Regions from separate parts of the Homo sapiens genome. Here region 1 is linked to region 2. A link is an interaction called in ENCODE POLR2A ChIA-PET data of the cell type or tissue named here. Cell type or tissue: PC-9. All regions are shown on one strand. Each heading gives the region's core, and the rest is flanking DNA. Links, peaks and the distances in the headings are about the cores only.

What was found. ChIA-PET counts read pairs that join two places held together with the same protein. Peaks named below come from ENCODE experiments on the same cell type or tissue, not always from the same donor. Only the 100,000 strongest peaks of a DNase experiment are listed, where the experiment ranks them.
Region 1: POLR2A ChIA-PET joins it to region 2 with 5 read pairs; 2 of 35 experiments call an interaction of 5 or more read pairs at or near these places.

The regions. Positions count from the first base shown.
Region 1 is chr2:36,698,278-36,709,967 of GRCh38, forward strand. All of the region lies in intron 1 of VIT (vitrin), which reads left to right. All of the region lies in intron 2 of LOC124905990 (a long non-coding RNA gene), which reads right to left. Among named protein-coding and RNA genes, the nearest start is that of VIT, 7.4 kb to the left of the region's middle. In PC-9, for the core only: a CTCF peak has its summit at 3,451; a DNase peak (open chromatin) is centred at 3,264; H3K27ac peaks cover 698 bases.
Region 2 is chr2:36,405,899-36,417,588 of GRCh38, forward strand. All of the region lies in intron 2 of CRIM1 (cysteine rich transmembrane BMP regulator 1), which reads left to right. LOC124905989 (a long non-coding RNA gene) reads right to left here. Exons shown (of 2, transcript XR_007086282.1): 2 at 10,449-11,690. Among named protein-coding and RNA genes, the nearest start is that of CRIM1, 56 kb to the left of the region's middle. In PC-9, for the core only: no CTCF peak of the experiment used is centred there; no DNase peak of the experiment used is centred there.

The sequences.
Region 1 (11,690 bases), core at 1,658-5,657, 290 kb after region 2:
TGTTTAATTCATGAATATTGTTAAGAAGATCTGTCTTTTCCACCAAGTTACTGATCACATGAAGAATAGTTTCTTTCAGAGAAAATACATGAGGTTTGAGAATGGTTCTCAGCTATGATTCCTATAAGACACATTGAATACAGGAAAGCAGTATGGTTCAATGCATGCGCCAAGCCAGGAGTCCTAAATTATAGTAACAGCTCTGCCACTACCTATTACCTTGGAAAACATATATAACATTTCTTGACTTTTGTTTCTCTCTTTGGAAAACAGAAATAGCAATGCCTGTACACCCTCCCTCCCAGGGCGGCCACAAGGGTCAATAGTGGTTCTCAGCTCCAAAGGAGTTTTGAAATGTCAAAACTTCTATAGCAATGTAATCTTGGCCTGGCGCAGTGGCTCACACCTGTAATCCCAGCACTTTGGGAGGCCGAGGTGGGTGGATCACCTGAGGTCAGGAGTTCGAGACCAGCCTGGCCAACATGGTGAAACCCCATCTCTACCAAAAATACAAAAATTAGCCAGGCATGATGGCGGGTGCCTGTAATCCCAGCTACTCGGGAGGCTGAGGCAGGAGAATCACTTGAACCTGGGAGGCAGAGGTTGCAGTGAGCTGAGATCACGCCACTACACTCCAGCCTGGGCAACAAAGTGAGACCTGGTCTCAAAAAAAAGAAAAGAAAAGAAAAGAAAAGAAATGTAATCTTTTATTCCCCACATATTAAAAAAAAAAAGATTACTTTAGAAAGCATTTATATAATAAAAACTTCATGGCCCCCAACATGTTCCCATGATGCTGTGTCCACATGTGCAACTTCCCCTCTCCTTGCTAACACTTGGAGGTGTGAGCCAAGCATCAGCAGCAGTGGGGACAAGACAGAACACAATGGGCCTGTCTGTCAGTAGAAGGGCATTTAGCCATGGTGCACTGGAGAGGTTACTCAATGTCTCCATCTCTATTTCATCACATACGAAATGAAGAAGTTACACAAGATAGTCTCTAAGCTTCCCTCTCAATCCTATGGTTCTATGCACTGGGACCTCTCCAGTGTCAAAATGTGGCCAGGAAAATTTCACTGTTGAGACTCTCTGTACATTGCTAAATGAAGAAGTATCGAAATAGTGCTATGAAAATTATGGTATATTTTAAATATGCATGTTTACCTAACCAGAGACTTACATGTATACAAAAATGAAATTTGACATAATTATATTCTTCACAAGACAATTAGAGGGGGTTATATATATATATACACACACATATATATAGATGTCTCCATATTCTTCAGAAGATGATTAGAGGAGATTATAGATATAGATATAGATATAGATATAGATAGATATATAGGTAGATAGATAGATAGATAGATAGATAGATAGATAGATAGATATGCACACACATATACATAGTGTACTGGAGACTGTGGGTCCAAGTTGTATGAAAGACTTTTTTCAGCTTTCTGCTGTATTTCTGTGACTGTCAATATAACCCCATTCGGAAAGAATGTCAAATGCCTTAATTTAAAGCCTTACATGCGAGGTCAAGGCAAAAATGGACCTTCCTGTGCTATGGGTCATGTGGGTGTTAGGCGGAAAGCTGTTACTTTTTCAATGTGTTAACTTTGGCAAGTTACTTAAAGTCTCTTGGCCTCAGTTTTCTCATCTATAAAATGGGTCTATTACTACTGCCTACCCCACAGAGCTGTGGCAAAGAGGTTTGATCAGTGCCAAATGTTAGTTAATTTTTTTTAATTATATGTGACTATAATAAAGAAATCAGATAAGCTGTGAAACATACCATTTGTAATAATCTTCAAACTTTTACACATTAACTCATCGGATACATTTAGCAAATAGATTCATGGAATTATGTGATATTAATATAATCATTAGAAACTAGTTGCCATCTCTTTATCCAGGGAATCTGAGCTAGTCAATCAACAAATAATAAATAAGAGAGGCAACTTCTGTGATGGTCGTAATCTGAGAAACCTCAAAAGGTCTCCCTCTCACTGTCTTAAAATGTATCTCCCTGTGGTTTGCAGAAGACAGTGAAAATCCTGGCCCTCAAACACACATAGCATTTTGCAAGATGTTGGTGGTGATGATGATGATGGTGGCGGTGGTGGTGGCGATGTTATAATGATTAACCATCACCCCAACAACAACAACAATAATAATAGGACAGGTGTGGTGGCTCATACCTGTGAATCCAACACTTTGGGTGGCTGAGGCAGGAGAATTGCCTGAGGCCAGGAGTTTGAGACCAGCCCAGGCAACATAGTGAGACCTTGTCCCTACTAAAAATTAAAAAATTAGCCAGGCATGGCTGTGCTCGCCTGTAGTACCAGCTACTAAAGAGGCTGAGGCAGGAAGATAACTTGAGCCCAGGCATTCGAGGTTGCAATGAGCTATGATCATGCACTCCAGCCTGGGTGACACAGCAAGACCCTATCTCAATTAAATAATAATAATAATAATAATAACTGCTAACACTTCCAGAGCTATTCTTATGTGCCACCCACTGTTCAAGCCCTTTTCATATATCAATTCATTTAACCCTAACAGCAAACATATGAGGTGGGCTTTTACCATCACCATTATACAGATGAAAAAAACGAAGGCACTGATAAGTTGTGTAAGTTGTCCGAAGCCACACAGCTAGTAAGGGATGGAGCTCAGCTTCAAATCCAAGAGGTCTACTTCCAAAGTCATACTCTTAACCTGCCAGGCAACAATTACACATGGTCCTGGTTTTTCTGTGACAGCACCAAATTAGTCTTTGCCATCCCTGAAAACATAATTATCAAGCCAAGTGAAATTTCTTTAAAAAAAAAAATGTACCTCCTTGCAGGTAGAGACACCGTAGTAATAACAGTGGAGAGGCGTGGAGGCAAGGAACTCACAGGGGAAGTTTTGTCAGGAGAAGAGGGCTTTTATTTCTGTCATTCTTGGATAATCTCCTTTTTGGGTGGATGGGGAAAAGCTGACTAGGGGGAGTTAGGTGGTGCGAGTGGAGGGAACACTGAGGAGCCTCCATCATGAAACCCTCTGTGTAGCCAGTCTCCAAAACCTTTCCTTTATCTTCACTGGAAGGTTAACTCAGCAGCTTGTCGCAGAAAGAATCATGCTTCCTTATGACTCAAACTACTTCAGCAAATCACTTTCCCTGATAAGGGTCTCTACATTGACAAGACTCTAGTAAACATTTCTCAAATTCTTTCCTTCAGTTCGAGAAAGGCTAAACTTCTGTGTGGACGTGTGGTAAAATTCATAAAAACTGCCCTTCAGGCTATAGTGAGAAGGCATTCTGTTTCTACATTCTTTCTTCTCTTATTCAAAAAGAAAAAAATATACCTATGCCCTCGGGGGAACCTTACATCTAGTTTCCAAGGGATCAGGTCACTGGCACCTTAATGCTATGTGAATTCCCTTCACCAGGCTTCTTTTTGTTCCAGACAGAGAAAACATGCTTTGGACATAAAGGTGCAAGTTAACTTGCCCAGACTGGCCGTGTTTATACACCATAGTGAGTAAATCTGCACTCCAAAAGGCAAAAAGAATTCAGGGGAAGAGAGATAACATTCAACAACAGCAGGAGCAAATATTTTTTGGGCCACCTCCATGTGCTATTCCCAATCCCATGTTCTTGGGAAGAAGAGTGAACAAAAACATTTCCATTTTCTCAATCTGGGGGCACATAATAAACAAATACAGTAAGAGGCCTGGTGGTGATAATGGGCTGTGAAAAATGTAAGTAGCAAAGTAGGATGCAGAGAGCAGTCAGGGTGATGATTTGCATTGCATGATTTAGTGAATGTTAAACAGAGAGATGAAGGAAGCCAGGAGGCAACCTATGTGGGTCCCTCAGGGAAGAGCATTCCAGGCAGAGGGAAAAGCAAATGAAACAGCCCTGAGTGGAACCATGCTTGGGAGGCCAGTGTGTCTGCAGCAAGCTGAAGGAGCAGGAAAGGGAAGCCCAAGGGTGCGCTTTGGACAAGCAGACACAGAGCGTGCCATCCTCACATGCCTCAATTTCCCCCAGACACCGCCTACCGCTCACTCACACACTAGGGGGCAGTTCTTGCCTCTGCTCTGGATGAAATCTGTCAGGCCAAGCTCAGAGGATTTTTTTTTTTAAAAAAGACCCTGTTCATATTCCACTCCCAAACAATCTTAATTCAGTCATTAACATGTATGTAATACTACGTGATCCTTAAAAACGTAAAGATGATATTCAAGCTTAAAGTCTCATCCTCCACATCCAGGCTTGCTTTCTGCAGTGGAAAGGGGGCATGATTGAATTTTCTTTCTCTGCCTTGCGCCTTTACCTCTCTTCCCCTTGGCCACCAACGGTAGTCTCTTCGTGTCCAGAGTTGAAGTGGGTACAGGGAGGAAAGGTGAGAGGCAGGGACAGGCCTCACTAGTTGGTACTGTTGTGAGCCAGCATCCAGGTTCCCTGAGCTTCACAGGGGTTTACAGCTGCTTCTTGTTCCCATAGGGCATGTCTATGGGTGCTGTGAAGATACCCTCCCCTACTGCGTTGGGGATTCCTCACCTGTAGTTCCCTGGATGTTTTGAAATAAATCCGTTCTGTCTGGGGGTTTACAGTTCCTCCCTCAGCCCTTGGGCAACTGGTAAGCTCTGTCTGGCTGCTTTCTGCCTAGGCTCCTCAGCCCTCCATGCACCTGACTCAGACCAGAGCTAAAACAACCCCAGGCTGACTCTGTCACACAGAGAGTTCTGATTGCCACAAGCTCTTCCCCTCTCCTGTAGAGGACTTAATCATGGGACAGACACCAAGTCCACGGAGGCAGACATCAGCCCCAGAGACACAACTACTCAGCCACTTCAAATTGGGTTACTGGGCATCCAAGCTCTCTTTTCAAAGGAGCTGATTGAGAACCAAGATCTCTGGCTGATGACCTCTCCATGCAAGAGGTTGCAGAAGCTGAGAGAGGGAGTCAGAGATCAGAGAGCAAAAACTTCTTAAAGACAAGTTATAGGCATTTTCCCTCCTCTTTCCCCTACCTAGATGCAGAAGAGGAGCAGGTGGCTCCCCTACCCCCACCCCCCTACACCCAGCCCACTTCAGGCAATAGTGAGAGGAGCTTCAAAGAGACCACTTTGGAACATGGAAGTGGTTGGCACCTATTGTCTTGAGGCCTCAACCAAAACTAAGACCAAAGGATCATCTTATTTTAACATCCCATTACACAGTCAATTACAATACACTCAAATGTTTACTTAGATGGGTGTGTTATGCCTGGTTACACTTAAAAATATGCCTGGTGCATCATTTTACCCTAAATAACGTTTGCGTGTGAGACAGAGTTGTGAGTGAGTTCAGGCTCAAATATGACGCTTGAAAAATCACTTAACCTTGTAACTAAGACCACTTTATTATAGAAGGTATGTACTTTACAGTGTGTGTTTTAACAATTGTCAGCCAAGTATCTCAAAAAGCCTGGGATATTGGCATCAAGGTAAAAACAAAGATAAAATCATCTTGTACAGTGGGAAAATTAGATGTTAAATGGAGTTCAGTGTTTGAGGTTTGGGATAGAATTCTGGTTCTGCTATATATTTATTCTGTAAGCTTGGGCAGGTTTTTTTGTTTGTTTGTTTGGGGTTTTTTTTTGTTTGTTTTTTGTTTTTGTTTTTTTTTTTTGGAGACTCACTCTGTCGCCAGGCTGGAGTGCAGTGGCACGATCTCGGCTCACTACAACTTCTGCCTTCCGGTGTTTGACTGATTCTCCTGCCTCAGCCTCAGGAGTAGCTGGGATTACAGGTGCACGCCACCATGCCTGGCTAATTTTTGTATTTTTAGTAGAGCTGGGGTTTCACCATGTTGGCTAGGCTGGTCTCGAAGTCCTGACCTCAGGTGATCCACCCACCTCGGCCTCCCAAAGTGCTCGGATTACAGGCATGAGCCACCACTCCTGGCCAGATTGGGCAGTTTATTAAAGTTCTTTAAGTCTCAATTTCCTGCTCTGATGAATGGGTGCAATAGTCCTTACCCAATAGGATCACCATGACAATTAAGTAAAATCACCTGTGTACCATGTGCAGCATATAGGAAACATGTAGTAAATGATAGTTATTACTATGGGCATGAACTCTACACTTCTAAAACTTCCCAGGAAGAAGAGCAAAGGGATCAATCCCGTCTCATTTAACAGGCCGCTATATATCCAGGCCAAAATAGTCAGGGGGCCCTGCAGGAGAGTCTGAGGGCTCCTTCAGAGCAGGGATTGTTCCCAGGAAGGCCTCTGAAGTAGGACATTAGGTGGTTGCCTTTGGAGAGCTGGGTCTCCTGCTTCTAAATGACTCTGTTTCTACTGGTCCCTGGAAATTCCTGAGGCTTAATCCTCCACAGCCCTCAATTCCTGAGCCACAGACACCATCCTCCACACCCTCCGTTTTACCCAGGTCTCTGGTTGCTGGGATTCAAGAATGTGCTTCTGAGAGGGAGCCCCATGTCTGCCTCTCAGAACTCTGTCATCTGAGAGGAGCCCATTCTCTACCGAGCAGCAGAGGGGAGGGTGTGGATCTTGCAGACGCACCCTCATCTTCCTTCCTATCTCAGCTGGAAAGTTTTGCCGGACCTGAGAATGTTTTGCTGTGCTTCAGAATTGAAGGCAGACCAAAAAGCACAGAGTGTTCAGGCTAGTCCAGGCTCTAGGGATCATAGTTGAGCAGAACCAAACACCCAGCTCCAAATTCACAGTAGACGGCCCTTTGGCAACTACAAACCTCAAAGCCCAAAGGGAAGAACGGGGAGGAGGCAAGGCTAATCCACAGTGTCAAACACATTAGGCAAAGAAGTTTGTGATGAGAGAAACTCATCTTCCAAAGCTTCATGAGAATCTTTAAACCACTCACGGTTTCCAGGGTAACTAAGAGGAGCAATCATGGCCCACCTCGTCTTTTTGAGGTCCTAGCCTCTTTCCTTTAGATTTACTGATCTTCGTGCCCCTTTCCATTACACAGGATAAATAACTCTTGGAAGGGGTTCTTTAGAGCTCATTTGGGGCATGCCTGCAAACTAGTATTTTTTCCCACTGGCAATATAAGATCTAAACTACCACTTCAGAAATGTAATTACTGTTTGCAGTGTCTCTAGAAATCACCATTGGTCGAAGCCTTTGTGGATGTGGTAAGCATTACCATATGTCAGGTTCCTAACACAGTACAAAATAACCGTCTGAAACACAAGACCAAAAAAGGCTTTCCCTTTTTGGTTTTCTGACATGTAGAAACATGCCACATGGATCAACGAACCTAATGGCACGGGCATACATCAGCTGTGTACATGGATGAGGTCTTAAACCCCACCCAACTGCCCATGAGGAAACATCTTTGCTGCAGGATTTTCTCTAACTATTGGTGGTGAAAGGTGATCCTGGAGAAGGGGATACACATTCTAGTTATCACAAAAGTACATAGAATATTTATGGGAAGTTCCTAGATTGGAATGTCAGTAAGCATAACGTTCTCATAAATACATCGAGAAATAAACATTCTCATAAATCAGTTTCTCAGCCCTGGCGCTATTGGCCTGTGGGGCTGAGCACTTCTTTGTTGTGGAGGCTGTCCTGGGCATTGCAGGATGGTCAGTAGTATCTCCACTCTGGCCTCCACCCACTAGGTGCCAGCAGCATCCCCCTCTCTTGTCAAAGTTGCGACAACCCAAAAAGTCTCCAAACACTATTATATGTCTCCTGCGGGACCAAATCACCTCTGGTTGTGAACTACTGTCATAAATATATGAGGAAACTCTACAGCAACATTCTGACAGCATGGTTTCAAGGTCACCCACTTCCACTTTTTATTTCCTGATTATCCTGGACCTTCTCAGTGGCTGCGACAGCTCACAGGATTTCTTGCCACACTTCTTCCCAGAGCTTGGCTTCAGGGTTGGCGTAGCCTCTCTAGGGACCTTCTGCTTTGATGCTACCAAAAGACAAGCACATGTGTCCTTTTCATTTTGAGTGTTTTCATTTTACTACTGATCATTTCAGGGGAACAGGACATAACTAGAACAATAAATATGAGAAGGGTTTTAATTAAAGCTGCAGGAAACAGAAACCAACTTAAACTGGCTCAAGTCAAAGGCTCAAAAACATCAATATCATGCACAGGAGACAGAGTCCAGCTGGACCTTCTTCAGACTGGAAATAGAACCTGGAAAGTGGTGAGAAATGAAGGGATCTTCTCCCCCTGCTCCTCCCAGGGCCACACACTTATTCTCTCCATCTCTCTCTGCCGTCCTCTTATACATCTTATTCAGGGCCCCATATGACCTGCAACTTGGCGCTCACAGCTTTTGAAGCTTTCAGAATCCCGATTCCAAAATCCCAGGGGAGGCCTCAATTGGCTTCAGTTTCTTTTTTTGCTAGATCACAAGCTTTTGACCAGCTGAGTCATTTACATTTCAGTGACTGTCATCTCTGCATCTGACAATAATAATTGAGCTGCTTCAGTTGTAGATGTAACCAGGCTTTGAAAAGTGAAAAGTACTATGCAAATGAAGAGTGGCATTTTTATTTTATTATAGCATTATAGAACAAATCATAGAATCATTTGAAACTTACAGTGACAACCATGTGAGGAGTTGGCAGGGTAGAAAGTGCGCAATATTAAGTTGGAGACCTGGGCTCTGTGACTTTGGCCAAGTCACTTCCCTGCTCTGAATTATAGGAATTATAATGTCCATTTCACCTCCTCAAGGGGCTCTTCGGTGGTTCAAATGAGAAAACAGTTTAGTGAGAAAACTCTCTGCAGACTCTGGTATAAACCCCTATTATTATAGCCTTCTCTAGTTAAAACCACTGTATGGACGGCCACTGCGAGTTAGGTAGCAGTTAGGAATAATTTTTCAGCTGCCAGCCAAGTGAAAGGGAAATGTATTATCTCACATAACAGACAGTCCAGGGGCAGGCCCAGCCCCCAGGCACAAGACAAATCATAGCTCTGACTCATTTCTCTGTGATTTGCCTGGCTGCCCTCCTCCCCTCGAGTTAGCATTTTCCTCGGCTGGACTTTTCTCGTGGTCACAAGATGGCAGCCAGCAGACCCCCAACAACCTGCCCCCTTGTTCATTTCCAACAAGAGAGGCACCCTCTCCCCAAAAAACACAGGCTTCAGGTCCTTCCATTCTGCCTGTTACAACCCAGGACACAGCCCACCTGGACTAGTAACTAGTACAATCACCTGGCAAGGGCCTGGTGCTGATGGGCCCAAGCCTGGAGCAATTGCCAGCAAGCGGGGATGTTTAACCATCCTTGCCTTATGCCTCGAATTGGGATCTGCCCGGGAGCTGTGGATGGACCCGCTTCCTCTCAGTGGCCGGGCTGCACTGATTTCCTTTACCAAATCGGGATTCTGTTAGGAAGGAGGAAGGGGAAAACGATGCTCTGCGTAGGCCACCAACAGTGTCCATCCAGTCCACGTAGCCTGACTCGGAGTACATCTTCAATAGCCTTGTGCATTCTTAGGAACCACCATACTGAGAAAAGGCAAAATTTCCCCTGCCTTCCTTACCTACTTGGCTCACATTTTCTGCCAGAATTTCTTTAGGAAAAAAAAAAAAAAGGGAAGTAAAGAAGAATTGGGAAGAGAAGAAAAATCAAGAAAGAAAGAAAAACTACTGTCCCCTCTGGCACTCTCTCTCTCTTTCACAGAATCCTGGGGGATTGTAGTGATGACCCTAAGGTGGCTGCTGGTGTTGTGGCAACGGGAAATGCAGTGTTTCAGACCTCAGCCAGAGGAATACATCTGTATGAAGGTTTATGTACAGATAGAGGCCACCACCACATTGTAAAGGACCTCCCCCCCCCGCCCACCTAGTGCCAGCTTCCTTTTCCCGTCCTCACCAGATCAACCCACATCCACTGACAAGCGGAGGAGGCTTTACGGTCAGGCAGAGATGAAGAAAGCAAGGCTGCAGATGTGGCCTCTCCCCATTCAGAGATGTCTGTCCCCAAGGGATTTTTGGCATTTTGGAAACACAGCACAAGCCTCTTATAACTCGTAAATGTTTCCAGATGGATACTGGCTCTTTCTACCTCATGGACAAAGAGTATGGTTGGGTGCTCCCCGATGTAGCATTGTAGATCAGACAAACACCAACATTACATAAATCCTACATGTCTGCTAGGGCAGATTTTTTTCCAAGCGAGTGGCTCAAGTAAGCCTCTAGGGGGCTTATTAAAAATGATGAATGCAAAAGTAATTTTTAAGCCCTCCATGTCTCCCTGTTGCCTAAAGGATCAGTTCCACATTCTTTAGGCATGACATTCAAGGCTGACATGGCCCTTCATCCCTCTCTGACAGTCTGATTCCTCTCCCAGCCTGGCTGAACAACTCCCAGTTCTGAAGCTCCTCTGTCGCTGGGTCCTGTCCTTTCCTGTTCACTCATTCATTGTTTTCCAACCTGCCAATTAAAGAAATTTGAGCCCCTCCCAGTCCCCACGTTTCAGGCGTATGTGCCCATCCACCCTTTTGCCATCACTGCACCCCTAGCAGCAGAGGTTCCCAATGCTGTCTGCACAGTAGAGTCACCTGGAAAGCTTTAAAACAATATTGGGCCAGGCACAATGACTCACACCTGTAATCCCAGCACTTTGGGAGGCCAAGGCGGGCAGATCACCTGAAGTCAGAAGTTCGAGACGAGCGTGACCAACATGGTGAAACCTCATCTCTACTAAAAATACAAAAATTAGCCAGGTATGGTGGTGGATGCCTGTAATCCCAGCTACTTGGGAGGTTGAGGCAGGAGAATCGCTTGAACCCGAGAGGTGGAGGCTGCAGTGAGCCCAGATCACGCCACTGCACTCCAGCCTGAGTGACAGAGCGAAACTCCGTCTCAAAAATAAATAAATAAAACAATATCGATGTCAACTCAGGTCAATTAAATTAGAATGAAGATGGAGTAAGTGCACGTACTATGAAACAGCTATGGCAAGGGGAGAAATGCAGAGCTTCTGGACTCAGAATGTTTGAATCCAGCTCCTCTTCTTCCTAGCCTTGGAAAGTCCGTAACCTTTGCATGCTTCCAATTCCTTACCTCTAAAATGAAAGCAAGAAATAGTCTCTACCTCATCGGGTTGTTGTGAAGATTAAATGAGTTAATATATTACTGACACTTAGTATATGTTCAGCAAATGTTAGTTATGATGCATGCATGCCAGTCTCCCGCAGGAAGACTCAAAACAACTTGATGCCAGGACCTGCATCTTGTTTCTGCCTGGCACATAGTACGTATACTTTTATTTTTTAATGATTAATGGATGCATGAAAGAAGATGAATTTTGGTTTTAGGAAATCAGGGTGATTTATGTAGAAGAGGTGGCCCAGGAGCTGAAGCTTGAAAGATGGATGGGTTTGTGGTGAGGGTTGGTAAAGCAGTCCAGATAGAACAATAATGTGAATGTGAGCCAAGGTACTGACATGCAGAGTGTGGAGAAAAGACCAAAAGCCCAGGTGTGCTGGGGTCAAAAGAGAGGATTACTCAGGAGAATTGCAGTGAGGTGGTGTTGAAAGGGAAGGCAGGCCATTTCATGAAGAGTTTGTAATGCCTCACTAAGGAATTTGAGCTTTATTCTGTAGAGAATGAGTGGACTATGAAGAAGAATTCTGAACAGGTGAATGCACAATCAGACCTGTGCTTTAGGAAGCTGATCCTT
Region 2 (11,690 bases), core at 4,752-8,751:
AAAACAAACCCTGGGACTCGGATGCTGGAAAAATCATTTGCTTTTAATAGAGTTGATCCTTTTCATAGGTTTACCCATTTGGTCTTTGCTAAACTTTACAAATATGTCTAAAACTTTATGTCTATGGATTTTTTTTGGCAATTATATTGATCTCCTGTATGGCATTAAATGCCATTATTTCAAAATATTTCCTAATATGTTATTGACTGTATTAGAAATAATCATTAATTCACAAAATCAGATATACTGAAAATTAAATTATATGTTCTCCAAAAATATAATTGCTGTTTACTATGAGAGTATTATATAGCAGAGTTAAACTAATAAGACAGTCGTTACAAATTATCACCACTGTAATTGTTCCATTGGAGGGAGGATGGAAATGGGTGGGTTTTGTACATTTTATAAGGTTTATGAAGTTTAAGGGAAAGGATTTTGGGGAAAGCTCTTGGCCTTTCCAAACTGCTGTTAATATACTCATTGATAGTGGAATATATGACCTTTGATGGCACTTGGGAAGCTAAAGGAAAAATCAGCTGGGACCTTGATGATAACGAGGTCCCTGACCCACCCGGAAGGTGAGGTTAAATGTGTTTTCCTTTGGTCAAGGGAAGGGAATTCCAGATCCTTTGCTCATGTCAGGAAAAACCTTTGTGGGGGCCAGGACTTAGTGTTTTAAACTTGATAAGTCTTACTAGTTTAACTCTGCTAATATTTGACCCCTCCCCCCCCCCCAAAAAAAAACAAAAAAAGATAACCTCTCAAACTGATTCTCTTACTCGTCCTGAAACCAAGCATTCTGTATTGCAAGGGCCATGCCCTCTTTGCTTCAGGACTTTCATGTGTACAGATTCCTAAATTTTAAGTTACACAGCTGCTTCATCAAACTTACTCATCATAGATTCTAGTTTTCTTAGGCTAGTTACATCTGAAAGTGGTATTATGCTTGTGAATGTGTTGCTTTAGCTCATATAATTTGTTTAAAAAGTTTATTTTAGAGGAATCCAGTTAACACTGCTTATCAAGTTTAGAAACACTAAGTCCTGGCCCCCTCGAAGGTTTTTCCTGACATGAGCAGAGGATCTGGAATTCCCTTCCCTTGACCAAAGGAAAACACGTTTAACCTCACCTTCTGCGTGGGTCAGGGATCTCATTATCATCAAGGTCCCAGCTGATTTTTCCTTTAGCTTCCCAAGTGCCATCAAAGGTACTTGTTTATAAGGCAGTAAGACCATTATGCAACTTTAAATTTTATCCCACTCTGTTTGTAAAGACAATCACAAATTGACAATATTCTTTGTCTTTTCTTTTTTGGAGCATATATACAGAAGCACACACACATATACATATTCGTGTGTATGTATATGTATATCTGTAAACACAGATATGTAAAGTGACTTTAAAATACAAGTACATGTGTTTCATTTTAAATTCTAGCGATGTCATTGGGAAAGAAAGTGTAGACAAAGTTACATATTTTTGTAAGTAGTGTACTTTTATTTACGTTGACAGTTAATATTTAAAAATTTTTTGTTACAGATACAAATTTTGGGGAGAATTGTCCTTAGAAACATGTTTTAAATCGTTGTTCTGATGTCTTGATAACTGGTACCAGGAAAATAAAAGGGTTACCAAAAGGCAGAAACCAGTTTCAAATTATCTGGGAAATAAAAACAGGAAACTCAGGGAACTTGGCCTGAGACCAGTTGGAGAGGAGCAGTTGTTGGTTGAATAATTATACCTGCATTTTAACTGTTGGAAGTCATACAGCGACCTTCTGGTTGTTGTGATTTCTTGTGCCCGTCAAAAAAAAAAAAAAAAAAGGAAGTCACGATTAAATATCTTATGTCCAGTTACCAACAGGAGTGTGAGTGTAAAGGAGCCTCTTTATTCCTACACATTAGGTTACAAAAAGGATTGGTATAAAAAACAAATTTTCCAGTTGACATTTAGAGTGATACTTTCTATACAGTCATCTGTAAACAGCATAATAATGTTCTATACCATTCATTCATGGATTTTTTTTCACCTTCTTCTTTGCTTTAACTCTTAACTCTGAGCTTTGAAGCCATCTCTTCTGTCCAAAGATGTGCCTAGTTCAAGCACTTTTCTGTCCTCTTTCCATACCTAATCCCAGGTTGGTTAAAGGAGCACCAGAAGTTGTAGGTGAGCAGGTTTTGCTACATCTGGGCTTTATTTCAGGATTAAATAGAATGTACTTACTATGTGTTTTTAAAAGAGACTTATTGTTAATATTGCAAGGACAAAAACAACCTGACAGGTTGAGCCAGATAAATGGTGTTCTTGAGGGCCGTGCCTAAAACTTCACCAACCCAGGATGCCTAAAAAATGTTGGTCTAATGACTGACCTTAGCAGGGTGACATGTTCACTGCTGGGGTAGCCCTGAGCACTCCTGCGCGTGTTTGTGGTTTCTGACTTGGCTGTAGGTGACCTCTCAGTTTTTCCCAGGGCTCGGCGTGTGCTCTGTAACACAGAGCTGCTGAGTTGCTGCTTTGCCCAGCTGTGTCCGGCTAAGCCCTGGCCCCCACAAAGGTTTTTCCTGACATGAGAAAGGATCTGGAATCCCAGCCCGGGAGGCCTTCTGAGCTGCTGGCAAAGGATGCTGTGAGTGGAGACCACTCCCCATGGCAGAGCTCCCTTCCCTCTAAGGGGAGCTGGAGCTGTCCCTTCTGTGTCCACAGGGGTTCTCCGCCTCCTGCAGAGCGGAGCTGCAGCCCCAGGCTTGTCTCCATCAACCAGAGGGTTTGCATAAGCAGGAGCTGTCAGGCAATTAAAACCTCGTTAGTTAGTGTAATTAGTATTCCAAGACCATGATCTGGGATTTTGGACAACTCAACCAAGCTGGACAGTTTATATCCTGCTTATGAGAAGAAAAAAAAAAAGTCTGTGCAAGGGAAGTTCAAGAAAGAGTCTGGGAGCATAACCACTTTAGCATAAACTCACAGACAGTCAAAAAAGTGATCATTTCAAATGTTCTTATAATTTTATCACTATAGGTAAGGAATCTCTATTAGACACTGTGTTTTTTCTACTCTCCTGTCTTGCCAGTATTATATATTTACTAGTATCTTGATTAAGAGATCCTCAGAGGGGAAAAAAAAAAAGCTCTTTTAAATAAAGAGAGTTTTAATTAAAAAAGAAAATAATTTGCTAATGGGAGGAAGCAGGGCTGAATGCATACCATCATACGTAAAAATATACCACTAAGCAAAGCCCTACTTTCCTCCAGTTCTTGTTGAAGGTTAATAGAGCTAACCTTACATGAAAATTGTAAAGATTGCCAAATTTGTCTTTTTCCCACTATGCCCTCCCTATTCTTTTAGTTTTTTTCCACCTCAGAAGCCCAGCATCATCTTTCTCTCGTTTCCACCAGTAACTATAATCTAGGAAAAATTTTAAATTTAAATTTACCCTTTTTGATTGGTTGTACCCTAGAGTGTTACCTCTGCCAGCATCCCCACATTTTAATCTTAATTGTGAAATTCATATTGAATTCAATCCAGAAAGAAGGAGCAAGGATTTCTGCAGTCAATGATACCCCTTCCTGACTGAGCCCTGCTCACTTGGGGAGGATTGTCCTGGGGCTGGCCCATTGCATAGGGGCATTTGAGATGAATATGGAAAGGACCTCGCCCTAAGAAGTCTAGTGGGAGAGATCATAGACACAAGGAGTTATAATGAGGGTAGAGCAGCCATACCCAGTCTGAATAGTGTTATGCCCGGTAGACATTCTAGAAGACATTGATAAACAAGAATCAAAGCTAACTTTAATCAGTTTAAAAGCTACTTTGTGATTTATAGACACATATGTTTACTTCTAGAATTGGCACTTCTTTGTTCTTTGTGAAATGTGTAACTTAAGAAAGGTATTTAGGAGCACTAAAATTAAATATTTGAGTTTTTTTAAAGAAGCATTCTAATAATAAAATTTGACTCATTCCCTAGTTCATATTGACCTTCACTAAGCATACTGTTCTGGGGCATTTGAATAATTTGTTTCAAAAGCTATGAGACCATTCTTTTAATGGTGCATACGCTCTAAGATAAGAATAATGGATTCCCATTGGTTGATGATACATGCAAAGGTAGGGATATACTCTTACAGTGTGCCTTCCTGCTTTTGATTCGTGGTTTCTCTTGCTAAGTGTTTTCTGCATCAGGAGGAGGTGACAGCAGTAAGTGGTGCCTGTAAAGTTGGAAAAGGGAAGGAATTAACATGAATTAATGTCTGTGTGAGTTTTTAAGGAACTGGAATGTCCCTCTAAATCGAGGATGTGTTTTTTTTGTTTCTGGTTGACAACTTCCTAGTTTTCCTACACTTCATTATTCTTTTCTCTGTCACTGGGATTTTTTTTTCAATTTCCCGAAAAGCAAATGAAGTGCTTTATCCTTATCAGTAGCCTTTCTTTTCCTGTTCCAATAACAAAAGAACAATACAGGAATTTAATAATGTTAAAAAATTGCTGTGTCTTTTTCTTAATATATCCATTTATTTGTCTGCAGATAAAATCCAAGTTTTACAGACATAGAGGAAAGCTGTTTATATAAGTAAAATGAGCTACTATTGTATCTTGTCCTTGTCAGGGTTTTCTTTTTTTGTCTTTTCACCCAGTTTAGAAAGTGGATTTTTTTTTTCTCTTTAAAATGTGTGCCCATGTTCTGTTATTAAGAGGAAAAGTCCTGAAAATACAAAGATAGGTGAAAACACTGGTTATCCTCTAACAGAAGGACACTTTAAAGATTCCTAAAACACATTCTGATCTTGTTTATGTATCTATATTCTATTAAATATTGTTATTTACTCTTCCTGCTGCTTTGGAAAAAAAAAAAGTCCAATCTGCCTCACAGACCTTTTATAAATATCAGAGTTGTGGTTTTGCAACAGTGTACATGAAAAGACACTTGTTTCAGTGTTTGAGTTCATGGCAGGGTGCATTAACGTGGCGTCTGCAAGTATCCTTGAAGCCACATTGAGGAGGGAACTTGGGACTTGTTCCATGGTGGTCCTGCTCTGACCTCAGAGGACCTTGCTTGCTGACTTTTTTAAGGCATGAAACAAATTCTCATATTCTCAGTCGTGTCTGACGCAGATCTGGGTACTAGTCAGGGTTCTAAACTGCCTAAATAAATATCTTGCATATAACATCTAAAGTGACATTTATCTCTGTGGTACTAAAAAGAAAATACTATTCCACTTACATGTTCTTGGTGCCCTTTGGCATTTTGATTGCTAATTACAATAGGACCTTCAGATTGCCTTCTGATTGAGACCTAACTTATTTCTGTTTCATCTGGAATTTTTCAAATACAATTATTATGTGGTGTTAACACTTCATTGCAGCATGGAACTCCCAAAAATGTTGTGTATATATTCTTTCATGCCTCTCAGCCTGGCTTCATGTCTGTCTAGGTACAGGTCTTATTATAATGTTGCCCTTGGGGGTCCTTTTGATATATCAAGAACTAAACCTCTTTAGTCAGGAGAGTGTATTCTGTATGGATTTATAATAAATAGTCTGTGTTCATATGCATAGGAAATAATGCATTTTCTGAAAAAAATTATGCATGTCACTTGTATTTTTTGTACTTTATGTGCCGGAAGAACATTGTATACAAATATGTCCCATGTGCATGTATGAATTTATATAGCTACATGTATATAAGCACATATACATCCATGATGATATCATAGGTAATATGTGGAAATAAGTGCAACCATGTGATTATTTTTATCTTATTCTTTGTGTGTGTGTGTGTGTGTGTGTACAGTTACCTGTGTGCTATTAAATGTGACAGTGCCGATAATAGTGTTACATTCTCTGGTTAAGTGTTTCCTGAGAATTTTGGTCTTCCTTAATGGTGCACATTAGTTATAGACTCTTAACCCGTGAGATACATTCCAGTGGTTCGTTTCTAAGAATCGATGTAATATTATGCACTTTGTAAATAGCTTATAGAGGATAAGCTATGACTCCTGAAATAAATATTATTCAAACTGCTTCCATTTTCATTTCCCTTATCACTATAACAACCACACCCAACTTTGCAATTAAATTGTGTTGTCTATCTGCTTCCCGCACACTAGTGAAGCTGACCCTATTGAATTCAAAGGAAATATGAGAGATAAAGTCGAAAACTGTCTTCCTTTTGTTGACATTTCTAAAGCAACAAGTCAGAAAGCTTGACTCCCTTTAGGTAGACCAGAGCTGCTACGGGTCATGATTAGATGGTATGTCCACTAGTAACTGTGATGACGCCCAACAGAATTATTTGAAACATTCTCAGTAAATAACCAAGAACTCCAGTAAGCAAAAGGGGAGTAGCTGTTAACTTGCAGTTTCAGTTTTCTACAAATGGGGGCGCAGGGGGTGGGGGGCGCACGGAATACCGAGGACAAAGGTAAAGATCGACATAGAATGGAAGTCACCAGATTTCTGCGTTTAACCCATTCTTGCCCAGCCCAAGTGAAATTGTGTTTTGGAGAAGCCTCCATATTTGGCCATCGAGAGATTGGCAGTGGGAATTCTTGGCTGTATTTTACTGCTCTCTTTATTGAAATATTTGCCACATCTGACAGTTCTGTCACTGTTCAGTTCAGAGGGATTTTTAAATCATATACTGACTTTGATGCTTCATGGATTTGTATTATTTGTGTATTCCTCAGTCATACTAACCTTTGTATCAAGATTTTTGCCATATGACTCATATCAAAGTTTTTAAGACATATTTAAAACAAATGAATTTTAAATAGTGGCCCATTTGCTATATGTTAAATTTGATATACAAAATTTTATACATCTTAAATTTATATATCTTTGATATCTTAAATTTGGTATACAAATGGTGGCCCATTTGATATATGTTTGCTTAACATAATGTAACATGATTGATTTTGTTATATTTCCCATGAGCTGAGGTACTGTTGTTTTCTATTACCAGAGAAGACATTTCAGATCTTTTAAATCTTATGTGAAGTACTTCCTAAGAAGAGAAGTAAAATGAGTATATCTCACATTAGTTACTATTATCTGCAGCATCAAAAATAAATGAATATCCCCAGGAAAAAGGTTATAAAATTACAACACCTAGACACATTGAGGTAGGTAGTAAATGTGAAATGGGCTTACGAATGACTTTATTCACTTACTGGCATTTGGGAGGGACTCAGGCTGTCAGGAAAATGAACCAATCTGTATTAATATAAAGCGCTAGAAATATAAATAAATCATGTTTGAAAGCGATACCAGGATTTTCCTTGAATGCTGCTGAATAAATTCTGCTTGTTAAATGTCAGTGAAATGTATGTCACCTGCATGCATAAAGTGAGAGGGCCACAAAAAACATCCACTTACCACTTTGAAATATGTAAGCCCTTTAATGTTCCTTTGACCTTCAGTTAAAGGACATAGTCTCATAGCAGAGGAAATGCCTCAAATTCTAGCATCTGGGTTTGTTTCTTTATACTTTTTTGGCATAGTTACAACAGTAGGGCTTTTCTGTCCTTTAATTTTTTTCACAGTACAGTCAACACAGGCTTTTCACACAAGCGGGAAAGGACGGTTGTGAGGCCAAAAGCAATATGTTTCTTCTCTGTGCTCCACGGCAGAGCCTAATTGAATGGCTTGTTGTTTCAGAGAGAGCCCAGAACCAACAAGCAGACAAACAGAATCCCACACAAATACAAATTGCGTATAAAATTAGATACCTACACACGTGCGTATCAATGGATATGTACTAAAAATGCAGTCAGCGATCTCTTATTTTGAGCTCATTGGCTTAGTCACCGTGTTCCAATTCTTTCATCTTTGCAGTTTTTGGATTTTCATCTGAATTTTCAGCTGGCTAAAGATGTTTCTTCTACAGCTGAAAAGAGAACCTAGTTTCATTACATACACTTGTAAAGTGTATGTATTTGGATGGGGGTGCTCTATTTCAGCCCTATTCATATGTCAACCATATTGTCATTTATCATTAGCAAAAGGTCACTTTTAAGCTTTGCAGAATGAAACGGTGAGATCCGATTTTCCATTAATTAAAAAATATACATCATAACAGTATGCTGGAGACATCTTCATATATTTGTGTTTTCCCTGCTTTACATCCAATAGGTTTCTGTGTATGAGCTTCTCCTGAGACTGAATAATAGCAGCACACCCTAATGCACCTTTTTTAATGGGAATTCAGTTGGGTACCATATGCCTTTCTCACTGCTGAAGGCCTTCATGCTTTGGCATCTCTGCTCTCATCTTACCGGTGATTGTGGGCCATTTGTCTGGTTCTGACATGGAAATATTAGGAAGCAGTGCTGTTATATACAAATCCTTATAGCCTTAAAATTAAATGCAGCTCTCAAAAGCAGCCTAAAAGTTAAATGACACACAAAAGCTTGTTTTGTCTGAAGTTTATATGTTTATTCTGTAGAGTTACATTGGATAGGGTAGTTATCAGCCCTTAGCAAATGCCTACTTAGTTTTCCTTAATCTGTTATTCATTCATTCATTCAACAAATATTTATTGAGCGCCTGCTCTGTTCAGACACTGTGCTAGATTCAGGGCAAACAAGACAGATAAGGTTCTAGTCCCCCCCCGAGCTTTCAGTCTTAAGTGGCAAAAATAAAATTATGTGATTGCTGTTGACGTACAGGGTACTGAGACTGAGATAGGATAGCTTGAGAAAGTCTCTCCTCTGAAGAGCTGATGTTTTAAGTTGGACTGAAAGGTAAGAAGGAGCTGGCTGTGCAAAGAGCTCGTGGAAGAACATTCTAGACAGAGTGAACTTGCCCATGTTCAGTGACCCCAGTATGGGAGAAAGAGTTTTGTGTCCCGAGGGACTTAAAGTTGTGATGTGGCTGTAGTGTATTGAGTGAGTGTTGGGGAGAGTGGCAGAAGAGGAAGCTGGAGAGGCAGGGAAGGGCTCAGTTACACAGACAACATGGTAAGGAGTTTGGATTTTATTCTAAGTATAATAGGAATCCATGAAAGAGTTTGAAGCTTCAGATGGAGATGAGAGGATGCCCTTTTTAAGATCAACTGTGGCTGCCATGTGGAAAATGGATTGTAGCGGGAAGCTAGAGTAGAATCAGAAACATTATTTAGGCCACTGAAGAAGAGCCCAGCCAGGAGACTGCTATGTGGCTGGACCAGGGTGCTAGCAGAGGAGTTGGATAGATTCTCTGTTCCATTTGGAAATACAGTTAAAAGGGCTCAATTAGGTTGGATTTGGGGGTGAGGTTGGGGGTAGACTTCAGAGTGACCCCAGGGTTCTGGCTTGAGCAGTTGGTACCATTTCCTAAGATGGGTAAGACTGGGCAAAAACTAAGGGGAGTCAAAATTACCTGCTTGAGAAACTGAGAGTATACTGGAGGCAGAAGTGATTCTGAGTCCTTTTCTTCGTGTGGTGATGCTATTTGGAAATCAAGTCATTAGAGTGTTTCACTACCTGGAACACATCAGTAAAATTGTGAAAATTCCACCTTGGTAGCTCTTGGTTACAGCTCTTCAGCTTTGTCTTGTGCTGTTTTATCTAATCCTCTGTCTCTTCTGTAGGCTGTTTCTCTGACCTTTGGAGAAGGCTTTTGTTTCTTCCCCAGGGATGTCAACACAACCCATATCCCAATTTGTTTGGCTTCCCTTTAAAATTGTTCATAGATTCTTTCTGTAAGTTTTTCACTACATGCATCTACTATTTCAGGCATGATTATCGTCACACTAGAATCCCGGTGGAACCAAGGCTAGCTGGGGGAAATGAAAGATTGTGAGTGTCATATCTCATGCACACTCCAGAGCATGTGGAGAAGCCCATACCATTTAAATCATTCTTCCTCCATCCCCTAACTGAGGACTTATGTGGTAGGACCTTATTATACTTAGTCTATGTCTGTGTGCTTATCATACCACATTTTATTTTCCTGTGTGCCTGCCAATATCCTCTGAAAGCAGGGACGGTGCCTGGCATCTAGGGGATAGTTAATGAGTGTCTGATGATTTAAAAAAATAATGGATTGGGGCTGGGCACAGTGGCTCACGCCTGTAATCCCAGCACTTTGGGGGGCCAAGGCACGCGGATCACTTAAGGTCAGGAGTTCAAGACCAGCCAGGGCAACATGGTGAAACCCTGTCTCTACTAAAAATATAAAAATTAGCTTGGCATGGTAGGGTGTGCCTGTAATCCCAGCTACTCAGGAGGCTGAGGCAGGAGAATCACTTGAACCTGGGAGGTGGAGGTTACAGTGAGCAGAGATCGTGCCACTGCACTCCAGTCTGGGTGATAGGGTGGGATTTTGTCTCAAAATAATAATAATAATAATAATAATGGATTGGAACTATGGAACTAAATTATAAAAGATAACTTTCATGATATGCTAAAAAATGGGACTTTATTGCCATTGAGGAACCTAAATTATAAAAGATAACTTTCATGATATGCTAAAAGAATGGGAACTTTATTGCCATTGCAAGCTTGTGAGGAGAGAGGTAGCATGTGAAGTTAAGACTAGAATGACCGGTTCCTTGATTGAAAACAATCAATAAAGGTGCTGTGAACAGATTATCAGAAAGTATCTGTAAGTATAAAACACATTCAGAATTTAGAAAACAAGATGTAACTCCTACTACAACACTGCGTTTGTCTTCTGAAAGGAAGAGACATCACAGGTTTAGTATTTTTTGACCTGTCATTTGATTTTAGTTTACGCCTAATTTCATTTAAGCTTATCCTTTTGGCCATAGTCCCATTTCTTTTCAGTGTTTTTGCTGCCAGTTTTTCAGATACAGAAGGAAAGTCATATTTGCTGTGTGCAGTTGGAAGAAACCCTGGCACAGTTCCTCCAGAAACCAAAGACAGAAATTATTAGCCATATCCAGACCAGTAGCTGACTGGCTCCAATTCTTCCTCCCATGAGCTTTCCTGATTAATGGGAGAATCTGTTCTGTAGTCGAACAGCCTCTTTCCTGAGCCCAGTCTGTCCTGGCTTCAGAGCATGACCAGCTGTGCAGCTGAAGCCATTGCCAGGGCTCTGTTTCTGATTCTGCTCCTCAGCATGTTGGAGGTGTTGGACGGGGAAGCAGAGGGGTGGGAAGAGCATCCAGGTCAGTTTAGATGTTTCAGCAGGTAACAGACGTGGCACCGTCCACCCAGAATCCCGCCACTCCCATTGGACTCTGTCCTCTTCAGAAGGCTGTCATTCTGCATGGTGCAGATGTTGCAGTCCTTCCCTTATTCTTTTGTCTTTTTGTCCAGACCACTTAGCTCCTGTGTCTGTGGTGATTAAATGCTTTGTAACTTTTTCTGACATCCTTTTCTTCACCCCTCTTCTCTCTTCCCCTACTGTCTCGCCCACCATACCTCTTCTGTTTTCTGTTTGCCTTTCTTTCCTCTCAGCTATTGCATTTTCCCCTTTACACTGAAATAGCTTTGTTTATTGGCCTGTTTCCAGCAATATTAACATATTTCAATTTTTTACTCACCTGTTTACCAATTTAACAAAGCTAAGGTGGTTCATGGCAGTATTTGGGGCCTGAAATATGAAATACTGTCATAGCAGATTGTATACGTTCAATTTCTGTTACCTTTCTCTTACCTTTCTTCCTTATTCTAGACTCAATCTATTTCATTTCAGGGGTCTGTTATCTGAGTGTTTGGAGTTTGGGATCCTTGTAGGATCTTCAA